Regions from separate parts of the Homo sapiens genome. Here region 2 is linked to region 1. The links are chromatin loops, found by intact Hi-C in ENCODE. Cell type or tissue: breast epithelium. All regions are shown on one strand. Links, peaks and the distances in the headings refer to the core of each region. The heading gives the core; the rest is flanking DNA.

The links. A loop is a pair of places that touch in the nucleus more often than their neighbours do. Peaks named below come from ENCODE experiments on the same cell type or tissue, not always from the same donor. Only the 100,000 strongest peaks of a DNase experiment are listed, where the experiment ranks them.
Region 2: it touches region 1 in a loop (10-fold over the local background); 1 of 110 quality-filtered maps calls a loop at or near these places.

The regions. Positions count from the first base shown.
Region 1 is chr12:89,494,791-89,501,222 of GRCh38, reverse strand. It overlaps POC1B-DUSP6 (POC1B-DUSP6 readthrough), which reads left to right. Exons shown (of 11, transcript NR_189589.1): 3 at 3,881-4,052. POC1B (POC1 centriolar protein B) reads left to right here. Exons shown (of 12, transcript NM_172240.3): 3 at 3,881-4,052. It also overlaps the pseudogene CENPCP1. Among named protein-coding and RNA genes, the nearest start is that of GALNT4, 27 kb to the left of the region's middle. In breast epithelium, for the core only: no CTCF peak of the experiment used is centred there; no DNase peak of the experiment used is centred there.
Region 2 is chr12:89,323,899-89,330,330 of GRCh38, reverse strand. No RefSeq gene overlaps it. Among named protein-coding and RNA genes, the nearest start is that of DUSP6, 25 kb to the left of the region's middle. RefSeq lists an enhancer at 4,406-4,909. In breast epithelium, for the core only: no CTCF peak of the experiment used is centred there; no DNase peak of the experiment used is centred there; H3K27ac peaks cover 757 bases.

The sequences.
Region 1 (6,432 bases), core at 647-5,646:
AGATGTCTCTACTAGGTGAGGTTTATGGGAATGTTTGTCATTTGCCAAAGTCTTAGCTAATATATTATGATGCTTTTCTCTTGACTTTCTATCTTGAAGGAGTGCAGTGCTCTCAGCCGGGGATATGGTGCGTTGTTTCAGAGGCCCCGCCTTTCTTGGTATAGTAATCCCAAGATCTACTGGCAAAACTTTGATCTGACTTATCAATTATAAATTCATCCTCTATCAACTTCATATCATCGGGAGGACACGAATGAGGTGGAACAATTCCTCCATGCCTAACAATGGGACTGGATTCACTTTTTCGTTTTACTGTTTCTAAAAACAATGTTGAAAAACTTTTTTTAGCTTGTCATTGAATTTCATATTCTGAATGTCGTATTCTATTCTGAGATGATCCTGATGGTTTTCTTTCTTGTCCTTCTGATGTTTTATCCTCTTTATCTGATACTTTATTATCTATTTCTATCTATTTCTATTTTCTTTAAAATAACTTTATCTTCAAAGTTTAATCTTTTTTTGGTTTTAAGTGAAACCTCTGTACTTGAAGGCAGCATATTTACTGAATTTTCAAAAGTGTAAGTCTCTCTCTTTTGGGCACTAGATGGAATAACATTTTGCGATACAGATGTTTTTGCATCCAAAAGAACAGAAGGTGAGCCAACAGATAAGTAAAATTCTTCATCAGCTTCACTGTGATGATCATTTATGTTTCTACTTCACATTTTTTTCAAGTCAGGTGTATTTTTGGAACTAACATCAGTTGCCAGAATTTTCTGACGAACTTCATGGGCCTGAACTGATCTGTTGGTGGCTTCACTTGGTTCTACAACAAACTGCAGAGAGGCTTCTTTCTTCCTTGAAGAAAGTGGAACTGACTTTGGATGTGATTTCTGGCACTCTTTGCTTGGTGACTGAATACAAGTGTCTTTTATTTTGCGTGTTGAATTAAGCACTGATTTTGTAGAATTTGTGCTAAAATCATTGGCAAGACTTTTTTCTTCAAAACAGTCTTGTAAGATTTCCAGAACATTCTGGCCTTGCTCTGTGTTAATGTCACGTGCCCTGGAAGGTTGACAAAATCTTCTTCTGTAGCCATTTTTGAGATGATCCAGACCCGACACAGCCATGTTCCGGCCCCGCTGAGCCAGCGCAGGTGTCTGAGGTGGAAGCCCACACAGACCACAGCTCCAGGAGGCCGAGCAAGAAATGAATCGCCGGACTACCAGGCGGCGGCCAAGCAACACCCTTAAGTCGAAGGCGATGGCCGCCGCAAGAGCTGCGATCTGGAAGGCGTGCGCCAACAACACTTCCCGGCCATTGGCTCTGCCCTCAACAAACACGTTAATGTCTTTTTAAAGCAGTGTTTGCCTACCCCAAGGTCATGAAGATATTCTGTGTTCTCTTCTAAAAGCTTATTGTTTTACGTACCACATTTAGATCTGTTTTCTACGTGGAATTAACTTTTGTATGTGGTATAAAGTGTAGGATTCAAGATTAATTTTCTTCCTTATGAGTATCCAGTTGACCCACCACAATTGTTTTATTTTTTATTTCTTTCCATAATTTAGTACCCTCCTTTGAGAACACAATTAAAAAAAAATCCTTTCCTTATTGTCAAAGTGGCAGTGTTCTTAAACCAGATCATGAGATTGCCCCTGCTCAAAATCTAGAGTAGTTTCCCATCGCAGGTTTTTTTTTTCTTTCAATAATTTCAGCTTTTATTTTAGATTCAGGGAGTACATGTGCAGGTTTGTTACATGGGTTTACTCCATGATGCTGAGATTTGGGGTACAATTGATTCCATCACCCAGGTAGTGAGCATTGTTCTCAATAGTTTTTCAAACCTTTCCCCGCTCCTTTCCTCCCTCTTCTAGTAGTCCCCAGTGGCTATTGTTGCCATCTTTATGTCTATTGTACCTACTGTTCAGCTCTCACTTGTAAATGAGAACATACGGTATTTGGTTTTCTGTTCCTGCATTAATTCGCTTAGGATAATGGCACATTGCACTTTAGAAGAAGAAGACACACCTCCCACCATGGCTTCTCCTCCTCCATCTGCCCCCTTTTCAGCTTCCCTCCCACCGGTCTCTTCTCTCCTGTCTACTATGGAAACGCTGACCTCCTTGTCATTCCTCATTCTTCCAGGTGCTTTTGCACAGGGATTCCTGTGCTCAGAGTACTCTTTATCCATGTCTCAGCCAGGATCGCTCCCTATTTCACTCACCTCTCTGCTCAAATGTCCTTTCCTCAGAGTGGACCACCCAATCACCCCACCTAACATTGATGAGTAAATAATATATAAAAGTTTTCTGTATCTGTTTATTATTAATGCTGTCTTCCCTACTATGTGGTTCTTTGAAAGAAAGGATTGTATCTTATTTGCTTTTGTTTATCTCGTTTGCAGCATGATACACAGAACTCAAATAGTGTCCTGAGTTTATTACATATGATAACTCATCAGTTTCCTTGCTTTGTCTGCATTAGCCTTGGGTAATTCTGACTCTGCTATAAATCTTTAGTAATTTGGATAAGCTCTGGTGGAATATTAACTTTTTGTATTTTTTTAAAAAGGGGGTGCTAAGCAGTATTGTAGCTGAACTCACTTTTAACTGTTTTACATGGAAATAATGCATGGGCTGAGCCCAAATGAACTTTGTATGTTGGCAAAAGAACATAGGTTTCAGTGACTTTATATAGCCAGGCCCTATGTTTCTCTAACAGTGATACTAATTGTGTTCGAATTTATAACATTACATTTTTTTCTAAGCACTCTACAATCCAGATTTAGTGATTCTCATTGACCTACTTCCTATTATTGGAGCCATTCTAGGGCTACATGCATATAATAAAATTTGTTTTTTAGGCAAGAGTTAGATCTACCTTTCATTTGTTTATTTGTTCATTCTTTGTCAAGTCAGTTATTTCCACCATTGATTGCATTTTTCCTTTTTGTAAATCCTTAAACTATTGTCTGACACACACGATTCTTTTAATTCTTTTATTAATCATCAAATGCCATTAAATTATAGAGCAGAAAGAGACTAATAAAATCATCTTATCCAGCTATAAAAGTATTATTGGATCAGTTGATAAAATATAGTTGCTATATTAAAATATTGCATCTTTAATAATCAGCTTCATGAAGCTGCTAACTGTGCTATGGGTGTGTTAAGAGACTATCTTAAATCTTAGGAAAAACACACTGAAGTATTTAGGAATAAAGATGCTGTGAGTTGCATAACTTACTCCTAAATGGTTCAGGAACAAAAAAATACGTATGTGTTTGTGTGTGTGGGTTTACGTGTGTTCATGCGCAAGGAGAAACAAGTACAGAGCAAATTACAAACCAAATGAAGCAAAACATTAACAAGTAGATTTGGGTAAAAGGCATATTAGTGTTATTTGTACTATTCTTGTAACTTTTCTGTAAGTGTGAAATTATTTCCACATAAACAGTTTGAAAAATTATCTCATCCATCCCTCTCAGGAAAAACATTCAGTCCTCATGACATCATGACACAGAGGTTAACTAGCTTTCCATTACCCAGAGTTAGAAACAAAACTGACTCTTAGTCCCGTGTACCCTCTGTTACACTGTGCTGCGGCCTTCTAGTAAATAAAGTTACTGAGCGCTAATTGAATACGGGGGCCAGTCATCCTGCTGTGTGCTTACATAGGACACAGCCAAGCTTGCATATTAGTGATGTAGTTTTGAGTACCTTTAAAAAGTAATTTGGCTATTACCTGGGCAGCCTTACAACCTCCAGCCGCTCTATTACCTGGATGCCTTGTTATTAGATATGCTGCTCATTGTAATGAGACACACCTATGTTTGCATTTTAACAAACAGTGGTTTTGTTCTTCTATTTCTTGATAGCTACTGCTTCTTGGGATACCTTTCTCATGCTATGGAATTTCAAGCCACATGCTAGAGCTTACAGATATGTGGGTCACAAGGATGTTGTAACCAGCGTGCAGTTTTCTCCACATGGAAACTTATTGGCGTCTGCCTCACGAGACAGAACCGTGAGACTCTGGATTCCTGATAAGTAAGAGAAACAAAGAAACACTTGATATCCTTTGGATTTGGAAATGTGAAAGAAAGCTGACCCTGGCTGCTGCTCATGCACTGCTGCCTGCACTGTTATTCTCAGTCACATAAAAGGCATGCTGCCCTTGTGGTAAAGTCAAACTAATTCATACAATTTTTTTCCTCAAAATTATGTCTTCTTTTTGAAAACTATTTCCTACCATGGAAATATGCTTAATATGTCTAAGTTTTTTTGAGGGAGTAGTGGTAGCTATCCATCCCTTTGTAGATCTGAGGTAAGCTTTAGACTGTCTCCCCAGAATGATACACATCAGTATGTATAACCAAAAATTCAGTTTATTAACTTCCTAACGCCCGTTCATGGATCCTTCAAGGGCCCTTGGATCCCTATTGAAAACCCTGTGCCTTTGATTTGATTTGTATCACTCATTATCGGGGTCCAGAATTTTCTTGTTAAAGAAAATTTCTGACAAAAGTTTAAATCGTTGAATTTGTGTAAGGTCATATGCGTTATAACAAATCTCTGTAACGAGACTTTTCAAACCCTAACTAATAGCCCATCTATTTTAAGTAATTATTGAGCCATGATTTTTAAAAATGTTTTTAAGCTTTAAAGTATGTAAATTTTCAAGCATACATGAAAATAGAATGAATAGCATCACTCCCCTGCCTCATATTCCCGTCAATCAGCTTCAACAGTTGTCAGGATTCTGCCCATCTTGTTTCATCTACACCTCCCCTCACTTTTTCCCCTGGAGTATTTTTAGAAAAAATCCTACATATCATTTCCCCCCATAAATACTTCAGAGCAGAGATTCCCAACCCCTGGGCCACTGACCAGTACCAGTCCATGGCCTGTTAGGAACCAGGCCAGAGCTCTGCCTCTTGTCGGATCAGCGGCGGCATTAGATTCTCATAGGAGCACAAACCCTATTGTGAACTGTGCATGCGAGGGATCTAGGTTGCACACTCCATATGAGAATCTCATGCCTGATGATCTGTCACTGTCTCCCTTCAACCCAGATGGGACCATCTAGTTGCAGAAAAACAAGCTCAGGGCTTCCATTGATTCTACATTATAGTGAGTATGTAATAATAATAGAAATAGGGCTGGGCACAGTGGCTCACGCCTGTAATCACAGCACTTTGGGAGGCCAAGGCAGGCAGATCACCTGAGGTCAGGAATTTGAAACCAGCCTGGCCAACATGGTGAAACCCTGTCTCTACTAAAAATACAAAGTTAGCCAGGCGTGGTGTCACGCACCTGTAATCCCAGCTACTCGGGAGGCTGAGGCAAGAGAATTGCTTGAACCTGGGAGGTGGAGGTTGCAGTGAGCCGAGATCATGCCATTGTACTCCATCCTGGGTGGAAAAGAACAAAACTCCTTCTCAATAATAATAATAATAATAATACGAATAAAGTACACAATAAATGTAATAATGCACTTGAATCATCCCAAAATCATCCATCCTTCCCCCTGACTCCCTGGTCCCATGGAAAAATGGTCTTCCATGGAACTGGTCTCTGGTGCCAAAAAGACTGGGGACCACTGCTTTAGAAGATAAGAATTTGAGTATTTCCTTGACCCTGTTGTGGCAGGATTTGACTTGTAGTCTGTGACTATTCAGGCCCAGGCACTCCCAAATGAAGAAAAGCTCATGGGCATTCCCATGCCAGTGGGTGCTTTTTTTCTGCCACCACCCAAGGGGAACTCTATGCTGAGAAATCTGAATATATTCCAATGGTAGTGAAAACTATTGAAGAGAAGTGACATGTTATAATGGATGGCAATGTAGCAGGGAATTTTAAGGGAGAAGTAACTAGTTTGGGGTCCAAGAGGAGAAGCATGTTCCAAAACCCTTAACTTTGGGAATTTAGAACTAGCTTTTTTACTATCTTCTGCACAGCATAACTTCAGTCTCCCTTTACTAATTCAAGGAAATCTCAGTGAACAAATTGTATAAGGGTAGATGAGCTAAAAGCTCACTGAGTCATTAATTTGTCATAACTCATCTAAATACAATGATTAGGCTTGTGTAGGTGTCCCTAGTTTCTCTTTCTAAATCATGTCTTAGTAGGGACAGAGCAATAATGGTGGATCGTGGCAACGGGAAGGAAGATGATGTGTCAGTTATCTATTGCTGTATGACAGTCACAAAACCTTAGTACTTACTACAGAAACAATGATTTGTCACATTTTGTGGGTTGTCTGGATGGTTGTTTTGCTTATATGGTGCAGGCTGAGATTACTCATGCAGCTTCACAGTTCTTTTGCTTATATGGTGCAGGCTGAGATTACACATGCAGAGGAAAGATGGGCTCTGTTCCTCATTCGTATGCCTGGGGCCTTGGTGCGGGTTGTGGCAATGGCGTCTTG
Region 2 (6,432 bases), core at 705-5,704, 170 kb after region 1:
AGACACATAATCAGGAGATCTCCAGGTCCAGATCAGGAGATAGAGACCACCCTGGCCAACATAGTGAAACCCCATCTCTACTAAAAGTACAAAAATTAGCTGGGTGTGGTGGTGTGTGGCTGTAATCCCAGCTACTTGGGAGGCTGAAGCAGGAGAATCCCTTGAACCCAGGAGGCGGAGATTGCAGTGAGCCGAGGTTGTGCCACTGCACTCCAGCCTGGCGACAGAGTGAGACTCCGTCTAAAAAAAAAAAAAAAATGCCCTCTTATAATCTTCCTTCCAGAGATAACCACTCAAAAGTTTGACAAAGCATATTTAGGATTTAAAAAATGCTTACATAAATATATAGAAACATATATTTTTATATTTTTACATAAGCAGGATTATATTCATATGTTTTTCTGCAACAAATTTTTTTTCCCACAAACTTTAACAATTTATGGAATGTCTTTCCATTTAACTGAGCATAGCTTTACCTCATCTTTAAAAACAACTTTATTACATCGTTTTCTATTGTATGAATGTCTAATAATTTATATAATCAACTTCCTATTTTAGAATATTTAGCTTCTTTGCAGTCATTTACTATGATCAGCAATAGTATCATGTAAGTTATTGATTTTGCCTCATTAATTATTTCCTTTCAATAATTCCTGAAAGTGGAATGACTGCATCAACAGCCTCCCACATTTTACACTGATCCCTATTGCTTGATTGCCCTCTTTCAGACTCGCTACCCTCATCTCACTGGACATGGCTACTATTTTTATTCTTTCTCCATCAGTAGGGTAGCACTCGTTTTAAAAGCTAGCCATCTCTGCACCATATTAGAAGTTCATGCAATGTCAGGTCCAAGTTTTTAATGGCAAAAATGTTGAAAATATGCAAAGTAGGGGGAAGAGGAGGACATGATAAGCTTTCCACCTCTAACTCTTGATTCTCCTTGATCTCATGATATGGAAATAGAAGAGACAATTCATGTAGAAGAGAAAAATCAAAGTTTATTAGAGATGTGTGGGATACGTAAATTGGATCTAGAGCATTTTAACTTGAGGTCTCTGTTTTCTTCAACCCATTGCTATCAAGAAAATGACTCCCATCCCCATTTAGTACTCTAAATTTAGAAGAAACATTGTAGAAGACAATATCCCATAGAGGGATACCCAGGGCAGGATGTTATGGGAATAGGATGGCTGTTTATTAAGCACCTGCTCTCTGTATTCCAGATGCTTTTACTTACATTATCTCATATCTCCCACATCGACCCTGTGGGTTAGGTAGTGGTGTTAATCATTATTTTAGCCTTACAGAGGAGAAACCCTAAGCTCTTAAAGGGCAAGCACACTCCCTTAGAAGTGGCGGAACTTGTATTTTGTGTGTGTGTGTTTGCACTAAGGAGCATGCTCACTGGTCTCTATGACTATGCCCCAGGGAGTGGGTGTGGGGCATGGAGGGGCAGTAGAAAATGGAGCTGGTCTCTGTCCTCCAGGGGACAAATGCCTTTGTGAGCCTCAGGGAATCTGCTGGCTGCATTCATAGATCAAGACTCAGAACTATCCTAAACTGCCCCTTGCTTTTGGCAACAGTAGGGCTTATGTTTGTTTCCAGAAGTCACGGTAGTGATCACAATGAGGCTGTGTTCGTATGCAATTGGGTTTGACAGAAATTAATTTTTAATAAGAGGCTCTATTCAGTCAAACAATTGCCTTTCGGGGCCCATGTCGGGGTCGGTTGCCCAAGGCTGGGCACTGGCACAGAGTGTGCTTTTGGCTGTGGCCTGAGAGAGAATGAGAGAGAGAGAGAGAGAGAGTGAGAGTGAGTATGGTGGGTGTTGAGGGAGAGGTACTGACTGGTCTTTGTCAGATCTTGATTCAGGACCAGGCATTGGTCTAACCAGAAGCTGGAGGAGGCAGCTGGGTCATTTATTTGATTGCCAAAGAAGAATAATGTGGTGCCTCCAAGAAAACCCCTTCTAATTCCTCGTACTGAGAGCCCTTCCAACCAATTCAAGGTCTGGCAGATGCTCAGGGCATGAGTTTTTTCCCTGTGTTTTTGTTAAGTGTTGCTTACTCTGTGCTGTTATTTAACTCTAACAGTAACCCTGCAAGGCACAATGCTACAGTCCATTTTAAAGACGACGAAAACTACAGCTCAGAGAGGTTAAATAACTCAGATTATACAACTCAGAGGTTAAATAACTCAAATTATTTTGTGTTCTGTTTGTGGAGATGAATCTCCGTCTTCACCATCCCTCTAAGGACCAGTTATTGGAGTACTGGAGGCGTTGTTGAAACTATCAGGTTTGCGCCATCTCTCTCAATGGAATGACATTAAACAACCGTATTTATTTATGCCCATGACTAATATTTCTCCATGCCACTCAGTTAAGCTTTGCATCACTAACCTCTCTTCTTTGTTACTGACACCAATAAGGTGGCATTCACACCAATTTCAGAAGATCTGGGGGGCCTCTGCATTTTCTCTTTTAGAGGCTGCTTCCATTTTACTCAGGAAATGCACACTTTTTGGCGTTTTTTTTTTTTGTTTTTTTTTTCCAGTTCTACTAAAAGGCAGAATCTTGCAGCTCTGCCTTCTCAGTGTGGGTGGCACTGCCATTTCCAGCACTGCAAACTTATCCACCAGCCGCCCCCAAAACCTTTATCAGGAGACATGGTGACTTCTCTCCTAAATTACACAGGTCGGTTTAAAAATAGAGTGCAGGGGTTCCCTTGTCAGGAGAGCTGTCAGGCTGCCCACTTTTGACAGTTTCTTCTACCTCCCTTCTTCGGTACACATCAAAGAATTTTTATTTTTATTTAAAAAATGTTCTGCTTAAGTGATCTGGAGCCCTGAAATTACCAAAAAGGCTCATTTAAAGCATCTTAGGGAACCTTAAAAATGCTTCAGTTTCATGATTTAACATCATGTGCAACTTGATTTTCCACACTTCACCATCTTTGCAGGGGCATCATTAGCATGAAAATGAATTTTAAAAATATATTCTAGTGGAAGTGAACACCCTGACATGAAGAGCTCTGCTCTGTGTCTAGGCTGACAAGTTGGGGGGCACAGAGTAGCTTTGCATAGTGAGTGCAGCAAAAGGAAATGAAAAATTCAATGAATAGAAGACAAAACAAATAAAAACCAAACACATAAAAATACACTCTGGAAATACAAACAAATAATAATAACAATAAATACCCCACCACACACAGAAATGCTGGGAAAAAGAAGGGCCTACCACTTGGATAAATATTCTTTAGTTAAATCTTTTCCAAAATTCTAGGGTTTGTTGAGACATCTTGTCCTTTGTGTGGGGGAATGTCAAAATCTCCATTTTTTTTTCTGTAACCTTTTGCCTCTCCATTCCTCTCCTCTTATCTGCTGTGGCTGTTCCTCCCTTATATGGCTGTCCTCGGAAGTCCAGGAATTTGAATGTTATGTGAAAGGCTAATTCTAATTGGGCTCGGTGACATTCGTGTCAAATGGGAGATGTATGGGGGTCACCCTGCGAAAGATCAACAGGAGCCCGCATCTGCTGTTCTGCATTGCTTCTTTCATTCCATTCTCTGGAAATACTATTCTCGGCTAAATGGCCCAACAGCCCTGTTTTCCCCTCCACCAGGCCTCCCTCTCCCTGCCACACACTGGTTCCTTAATTAGCAGGGCAAATAGGATTCCCTAGCATTTCTTTAACATTTCAGCCTTGCAAAATGTTTATATTTACTATCTCATTTATCACACATAGAAACTTGTGAGATAAGAAGGACAGGTATTATTAAATCATGTTCATTTTATAGCTGAGGAACGTGAGCTTTTAGTAGGTTCTAGTTATCGCTTATGATTGCACAGCTCATTAAAAGCAGGGGCCACTTCCTCCCTCCCAGCCCCAGGATTTTTGGCGCCCAGTTTGGATATATTTCCTTAAACAGAATGCTTCCTGACTTGGGACATCAGGCAACATTTGTGGATCCAAGTTAGAGATTATTTTGTAATAGGAAAGCTCCTCCAGCTTTATGCCTCCATTTTATATAAGCTTTTCTTATCTCAATCTAAATGACTTTAGGAAGTGTATAGCTTCATTCATTCAACAAATATTTACACTGTCCTAGTTTGAGTACATAGCCGTGAATAAAACAGAGAAAGCCCCCACGCTCATGAAGCTTACGTTCCAGTGGAAGTGACCAAGAATAAAGATAGAAACAAATAATACATGATAGGTTTGTTGGTGAAAAGTGCTGAGGCAGAAATAAAGAAAGATGAGTAAAGTATTGCTAGTTTATATAAGGTGATCAAGAAACACCTCTCTGTAACAGTGTCATTTGGTGAGATACCCGAGGAATTGAGGAAGTAGGTGCTCCAGATATTTGTGGGCAAAGCAGTTCTAGAGATGGGCACTGGCATGTGCAAAGGCCCTAAGTTGGGAGAATACTTGTCATGCTAGAAGAAATGCAGTTAAGATAGCCTGGCTGGAGCTGAGGAAGGAGGTGAGAGGAGATCAGAGAGGTGGGCAGGGGAGTGTTGGTGGGATAGAGTCACAGTGAGAATTTTGGTGTTAACTCCGAGTGAGACAGAATACCACTTGAGGGGTTTGAGTATGGGGTGCTGGTATCTGAAAGAGCATTTAGACAAATGCCTGCACCCTGCTGGGTTGTGGCCCAGCTCTGACCCCTTCTATCCCAGCCTCGATCCCACTCAATCTCTTTTCATTGTTCACCAGGAATGGCTACATACCTCGGATGGCCCAGTGCAAAAAGAAAATGTGGGGCCTCTTGTTCAAATTGCTGGAAAAACAGGGTACAGTTGAAGGTCCTAAAATATAAGGCTTTTTCCATCCTTCTGCAGCTGGCTCTCAACTTGTAATGGTGTTTTAAATATGCTATTTGATATAATTCTAAGTAAAGAAGCATTCACATTTAAAATTATTAGCATGAATTTTACCATTCATCTTTATATTGTGCAATGCCAGTTTTAAATGCAACTATAGGAATCTTGTACTTGTATGCGAATCGATTAGATTATACATTCCATGTTTTGTAGTTAATACATGCATATGTAGTTCTTACCAGAGCAGAAGAAATGCTACACAAAATTGATTCAATTGTTTTTATTTCTTGCTATGCAACATTCTACCAACATTACCTTGTGCTTACTGATGAGTAAGGAAGAACTAAAAGGAAAAGGAACTATTGGTTGTTCCATCTTTCCTTTTTTTCTGTATCATCATTTTCAGGATAAGTGGTTGGCTAATAACAGCAAAGTACTAGGAATAACAAAGGATAAGTTTCCTTGGTTGTTTAGGCTTCTCAGGATGCCATTGCTTTCTTCCTACATTAGAAGCAAGTTCTGGTTAGAATGTAGAGTGTAGTCAGCACCCCCACTTACTCAGTCATAGATGTAACATGCTTGCCTTGTATTCACTTTCTGTCTTAATCTCCCAAACTGTAGATCCATTAGAATTCTGGGCTTACGGGGCATTGCAAATGCTCTATGTGAATGGAATGGTAATAAACGATGGACACGCGCAGTGTGGGTCTCTCCTTTGCTCATTTACATGCCACATTACCCCATTGGTTTTTGCTTAAAAAACAAAGGCTCAAAGACAGAATTATTAAGAACTTTAGGACAGTGACATCAGAACAGTAAACTAAGCTCATGGTGCATGAAGCACAGGCTGCACGCCCAGGAAGCTTGCCCTGTTGCTCACCCCGCTCTTTCTAGAACTAGCCTTGCCTTGGGGTAGGAGATAATAAAAGGACGATTGCAAGAGAGAAATAATCCTGGGGCCTGAGGGAAGTCGCTGTGCCTTGGCCTGGTGACAATTCACACTGCCTATATGGAAGGAGGCTCTTAGCAAATGCTGGTTGAGAAGATGGTACTGCTTAGAAAAGAGGAGGGTTATATCAGAAAGCACAGAGAAATATGAGAGAAATAGACAAAGGAGAGACACATATAATGTAATTCTAAGTGAAAGAGAGAAAGCAGATGAGGAGTGGATGAGGGAGAGACAACGGCTGATAATGGTGACACTGGTGGTTTTGGTTGAGTTGATTTTAGTTTTAGGGCTAGTGGCAGGGATAATATCAAAGAAAAGGGAATATTTATAAAATCAGGAAATAACCAGGGCCCAGGAATAAAGATGCGAAGTTAGGTATGAGTAATTATTAATCAAGAAGGGGAACTGGGAGTTAGTCTACTGATGTTATGGGAAATGGGGAGAAGTAATGAGTTTAGGATGGTCATTGTGTGCATGTGGTATCTATCTATCTATCTATCTATCTATCTATCTATCTATCTATCTCACTATCTATCTATCTATCTATGTATCTATGTATCTATCTATCTATCTATCTATCATTATCATCATCTTTTTTTTTATTGCGGGGAAAATGAAAGTAAGCACTCAGGGGCAGGATAAAATGTCAAACAAAA